Regions from separate parts of the Homo sapiens genome. Here region 2 is linked to region 1. The links are chromatin loops, found by intact Hi-C in ENCODE. Cell type or tissue: heart right ventricle. All regions are shown on one strand. Links, peaks and the distances in the headings refer to the core of each region. The heading gives the core; the rest is flanking DNA.

The links. A loop is a pair of places that touch in the nucleus more often than their neighbours do. Peaks named below come from ENCODE experiments on the same cell type or tissue, not always from the same donor. Only the 100,000 strongest peaks of a DNase experiment are listed, where the experiment ranks them.
Region 2: a loop joins it to region 1, with 6 times the contacts of the local background. A loop is called at or near these places in 9 of 110 quality-filtered maps.

Annotation. Positions count from the first base shown.
Region 1 is chrX:10,103,831-10,106,746 of GRCh38, forward strand. The region is part of intron 9 of WWC3 (WWC family member 3); the gene reads left to right. Among named protein-coding and RNA genes, the nearest start is that of CLCN4, 52 kb to the right of the region's middle. In heart right ventricle, for the core only: no CTCF peak of the experiment used is centred there; a DNase peak (open chromatin) is centred at 1,570; H3K27ac peaks cover 351 bases.
Region 2 is chrX:10,051,681-10,054,596 of GRCh38, forward strand. All of the region lies in intron 2 of WWC3 (WWC family member 3), which reads left to right. Among named protein-coding and RNA genes, the nearest start is that of WWC3, 38 kb to the left of the region's middle. In heart right ventricle, for the core only: no CTCF peak of the experiment used is centred there; a DNase peak (open chromatin) is centred at 1,372; H3K27ac peaks cover 2,500 bases.

The DNA.
Region 1 (2,916 bases), core at 328-2,827:
CCTAAGGGACATCATGTGCCCTTTCCTCTTGCCCAGGTGAACTTCTATTAGATTAGTGCCACAATTCAGTGTCGTCTTTTCGTTCTGCTACTTCGCCGTTGGACATTAATCTCCCAGCTCTCATTCCTGAAATCATTTCACCCTGCAAGCTTACCTTCCCTACTGTATTAGGTTCTGCAGAGAAACAGAACCAACAAGAGTAGGGGTAGGGAAGAGAAGGGAGAGAGATTATTTTATTATAGGAATTGGCTCACGCAATTATGGAGGCCAGGAAGTCCCACCATCTGCAAGCCGGAGACCCAGGAAAGCCAGTGGTCTCATTCAGTCCAAGTCTGAAGGCCTGAGAACTGGGGGTGGGGTGGGGTGTGGAGTGGGGTGGGTGGGTGGGTGGTCATAGTGTAAGTCCCAGAGTCTGAAGGCCTGAGAACCAGGAGCTTTGGTGTCTGAGGGCAGAAGGTGGATGTCCCAGCTCAAGAAGACAGACAGAATTCACCCTTCCTCCACCCTTTTGCTCTATTCAGTCCCTCAATGAATTGGATGGTGCCCACCCACATTGGTGAGGGTGGATCTTCTTTGCTCAGTCCACTGATTCAAATGCTTATCTCTTCCAGAAATTCCTTCCCAGACACACTCAGAGATAATGTTTGTACCAGCTATCTGGGCAAGCTTTAGCCCAGGCAAGTTGACACACAAAGTAAACCATCATGTATATCCTCTGCAGAACCTCCTGTGCTTTGCCACTTCTGAACAGTGGAGGATTTTATGCCTTAGGCATTTTGGACGTCTTTCCTTGCACATATATATTTGAGATTATTTTTAAGATGTGGGAAATTGTCAAAAATGCCGAATTCTGGACAATGAGGGATTTCATATATATATATACATTCAGATTTTTTTTCTTTCCTTTTTTTTTTTTTTTTTTTGAAGACAGGGTCTCGCTCTGTCACCCAGGCTGGAGTGCTGGAGTGCTGGAGTGCTGGAGTACAGTGGCGTGATCTTGACTCACTACAACCTCTGCCTCCTGGGTTTAAGCGATTCTTGTGTCTCAGCCTCCTGAGTAGCTGGGATTACAGGCACGTGCCACCATGCCTGGCTAATTTTTGTATTTTTAGTAGAGACGGGGTTTCACCATGTTGGCCAAGGCTGGTCTCGAACTCCTGACCTCAAGTGATCCACCCACCTCAGCCTTCCAAAGTACTGGGATTACAGGTGTGAGCCACCCCACTCAGCTGGATTTCATATATATTCAGATTTAAAGGAAGTTTGTGGAAGTGGAACTCATAATTCTGAGTGGTGATGTGATTTCTAGAGAATTCTCTGGCCAAACGACCACTATCATGATGACTAGTTTTGTGTTTTTAACTGTGGGTCCTGTGAAGCGTACCAAAAGGACTGCTTGCACCTTGCCTCAGGAGCGCCTCTTCGGATTCCCAAGGCAGACCTAATGATAGGAATATTCACACTATTGATTTTAAAATTTCAGAAATTTTAAAAGTGAAGTTGAAAGAGCAAGTCTTCTTGAAGCAATCCCGATGACGCAGATGGCTCCTTATTTTTAACTTAAGGGCGCTTGTTCCAGAACTGTGCACAAACTGTAGCTGTTACCATAGAAACACTCTCAGTCCAGATAGGAACAAAACATTCGGTCCATCCAGTTTCTCTGCCTCTTAGTTTTTGTTGCCAGGATCAGTCCTGCTGTTCATCAGTTGTCGAGGATCAGTGTAGTGTTATGATTCCAGTTGAATTTGATCAATCACTTGGATTTTTTCATTTCTCAAATGACTTCCTATCTGGGTTTTAGGGGTGGGGCACAGTTGTGAGAAATAAGGAAAAGCATCTTTGCCACTGTGGCTCTGTCTTCCCTATTCTGGTCAACACGGAGAAGCCTGTAGACTCACTGCTTTTTATTTGATGAAGTTGCTCTCTGAAGATCTGTCTGTTGCAAAGGGAGAAGATGTCAGGGCTGGGAAGCTGAGGACGGGGTGAGATATTGGTGTATTAGTAGACCTTTCTTATCCCACATATTCTAGATTCAGACTTCTCAAACTTCTGACATAAAGAGTTGAGTAGAATGGACGCTGGTTTAGTTCAATCAGCTGAAGTGATTTCATTGTCCATCTGACTTACATCTCAGCTGTTTTCTTTAACCTTTGCTTTTTATTTAAATGGGTATTTACAACAAGAAAACTAAGAGAAAATGTAAGGAGTATCGAACCTGTAGCCGTAATTGCAATCTGAAGGTATGAGGCTCTAAGCTGACCCCGCGTCCTGGAATGTGCCATTGGGATCCCTCACGACTCATCACCATGGGATAGGACCGTGGGCTGTCCAGAGTTCTGCTTGCTATTCCAGAAAGCAGCAGGATTTTAGGACCATGAGAAATGATATTGTAGACTGCAGATTTTTGGTATAAATTCAAATAATTAGGGATTATTCTTGATATGCCTCAGAACTTTTTATTATTGAAAGTGCATTGTTTTCCTATAAAAATGCAAATCGTATTTAAGATTTTCATGTGAATTGTGAGAGTCTAAATAGTTTCTGCGGCATAAATGCATGGTTTAATGGTGCCTGGGTTGTAACAGAAAAGTGTTTGAGCAAAAATCATAAGGGAAAAATGATTCATATTTTATGTCTGTCTACATTAGACCTGCTCAGGGAATAGAATTTGGGAAACACATAATAAATAAGAAACCTGCATGCTTGATTGAACATTTGCTTTCTTCACTATCAGGACACGGGGGCATATATTTTAAGGCTTTTAAAGGCATTTGGGAGAGATTTTATATAGGCCATAAAATGCATTACCCCTCAAAAATAAAAATCACTGAAGAATATAGTTGGCTCACAGAAAAAAAAAAAAATCCTCTCTAATTTTAAGCTGCTATTAGTTCTCTTTACAAAAAACTCGGGAAA
Region 2 (2,916 bases), core at 186-2,685, 52 kb before region 1:
CTTGATAATAGTCTCAGGCCTTCTGCCTCATCACCTTATAGTAAAACGGAGAAAATGGAGGCACAGTGAGACTGAGTCATTTGCCTATGCTCAACCTCTAGGAAGTACTTAAAGTATAGTTTCCTCAGTTTGAAGTTTTTCTCCCTTAAAGTTTTAAATAATTGTTCCCATCTATGTCTGTGATTCAATAAAATATGTACCGAGGGACCTTAGATGTATTCAGTCATTACTGGGTGGCATTTTTCAGGTGTTTGGACTTCCATTGCACCAATGCCTGAACATGCCTGAGAACCGGTAGGATCACTGGGGCTGCAGAGCCCCAGGGGTTTGCTGGTTTTCTTGAATACCTCCTGGACTGATTTTCCTAGAACAGTTTATTCTTTGCTGGAGGATAGAACATCTTGCTAAGATCTTGTCTCTTTATCTTCTCTGGACACTCCCTTTCTGGTGGGCAGACCCACATTCAGGAAACCAGATTGTAGATCAGAAGGTGGCATGGTCAGTGCAAACTCAGAACAAAAGACCTAGGGGAGGTACTCAGGGATGTTGCATCAAGCTCTGGTAGCTGATGAAAGTCACCTTCCTTCCAAGGATAGATCTGTCTAAAAAAAGAGCTGTCCGAGTGAGGAATGACCCTGTAGTGCTCTGGCCTCCCGAGTCCTGCATTTCTTATAATCTAGGCCTTGTGATCTCAGTCAAGTTAAAATGCCCTTCTGTCCCCTTCCAGTTCTTTCTTAAGTGTTAATTGGCTCCAAACTGGTTTTTCTATGGTATCAGTTCCTGAAATTGGCCGGATTAATTTATCATGCACTTTAATGAAGGACTCTTGTGTTTGAGGGCTCTGGCTTAGAAAGGTGAATCCTTTCTTCCAAGGAACTCACAGACTGTTAGGGGAGGTAGCCTGTCAAATGATGACTATGCTATAAAGCAAGAAGCACTGTCCGTAATGGAAATGTGGGCAGTGGTCTTTCTTACCCCTGCCCCGCAGGACTCCATAGTGGGGAAGGACAAACCAGTTCTCTCCAAAACATGTCTATACTTGGATAACTTTTTTGTGAATCACTAAAGATGCTCATGTCATCAAATGAGATGAAATATTCAGACTTTTCACAAATTCTGATTATTTCCTTCCTTTGTCCAGATCTCCAAGTGGGTTAGCCAGCTAACTATACTAACAGCTCCAAAGTCTTATTGCTTAGCAGAATAGAAGTTTCTCACTCATGTAAGTTTAGTATTGGTTGGGGCGTGGAGGGTGGACCCAGGCTGCTTCTGTGGTGTGGCTTGCCCATTTTTTGAGGCTTTGCTGTCCTCCAGTGGGTTCTTTGCTTTGGGCCCACAGGCAAGGGAAGAGAGAAGGCATGGGGAATCCTGCCAGAAGCTTCTGGGACAAGCCTTGGAAGGGGTGTACATTGCTTCTGCCCACATTCCATTGTCTAGAGCCCAGTCACATGGTGCCACCCAGCTGCAAGGGAGAGAGACTGTGAAGTGTGATCTCTCTGTGGGCCCAAGAGGAAGAGGAAGCAGGGGTTTGGTGGATATGTAGCACTGTTGCTGCTCCATTGCTTTGGGTAACAAATACCGACTCATAGGAGGCAGCCTTTAAGTATTGGCTTCACTGATGGGGTAGTACCGTTTCATTGTGACAATTAAAAGATGCATCTGGCATATTTCTCACTGGGGTTTTATGACCTGAGTGATATCCCTGCTGGGATATCAGTAACACTGACCTTCAAACTCAGGCGAGTTGGCTGTGAACAGGCTCCCCCAGCTCTCTCAGGCTGGCTGGCCCATTGCTTCACTGTGAAAAGCTATGCCCTGGAGAACATGCTGGAACCTGGCTTTTCAGGTGGACGTTCAGGAAGGTGTAGGTGCCAATGAGGGGAATTGTGTCCTGGGAGGCTCATGGCAAGGTAGAAAAGTCTCAGTGAGATGGACATGGTTGAGGGCTAGAGGACAGTGCTACACCTTGTCACCACTGAAGCAGTGAGACAGATCTTGGTGGTGTGCTCTTCGTGTTTCAGATTGAAGACTCTGAGGCTGGCGGTCTTCTGTCAATGCAGCTTTGCACTCCTCAGGCACAGGGGTTTACCTGCATCTGATTCTCTGTGGTCATTCCCCACCTCCCCCGCAAAAAAACACCTACAGGCATCCATGGTCAAGTGTCTTACGGATTTACTGCCATTCATAAAGCCTCTAAACATCCCTTTTTTCCTTGAAATACATTTGAGGAGCTGTTTGCTTTTTATATTAGTCTGGGAATTTGTCCATTAATTATGATAGTTTTGTGTTAGAGACAATAAAAAGACTGACAATGTATAATTTTTTTTTTTTTGATTCTTAAGAGGACTTCACATTTCCACAAGGAAATTACAAATGTTATTTAAGAATGATTAGTTCCGAGGCTCTATCACTAACAGTCGGGACACTCACACTATATTAATACATGGTTGCAACGTTTAGATTGAGTTCTAGGTGTAATTACTCATTGCCCTACATTCTAGACTTATAGAATTGGACTTGAAGACAAGAGCCAGTTCAATTCCTATGCATATTCTAAATAAATACCTTGGGCAAAAACACAGATTTTAAATGATTATTCCAAATGGCTTTTCAGGATTAGTGTGACAGGTTTGTGGCACATTCACTACTATTTTAAACTTTGACAGAGGAACGAGGAGTCTCTCTAAAAGAACTTCTGAGCTTCGTTTTTTTGGGGTGATCAACATCCCTGGGAATCTGATGAATGCCATGTACTGTGCTTATCAATTTTTCTTTCTAATTTCAGGGAGCTCAGGGACCCGTTCTCTGCTACGGGAGAGCCGTGGCTCTGAGTGTAAATGCTTGCCACCAAAAGCTTGGAGAAGCAACTAGCACAGCAAACAGGGTCAAATTCACCACCTAAGTAACCACAAGCGG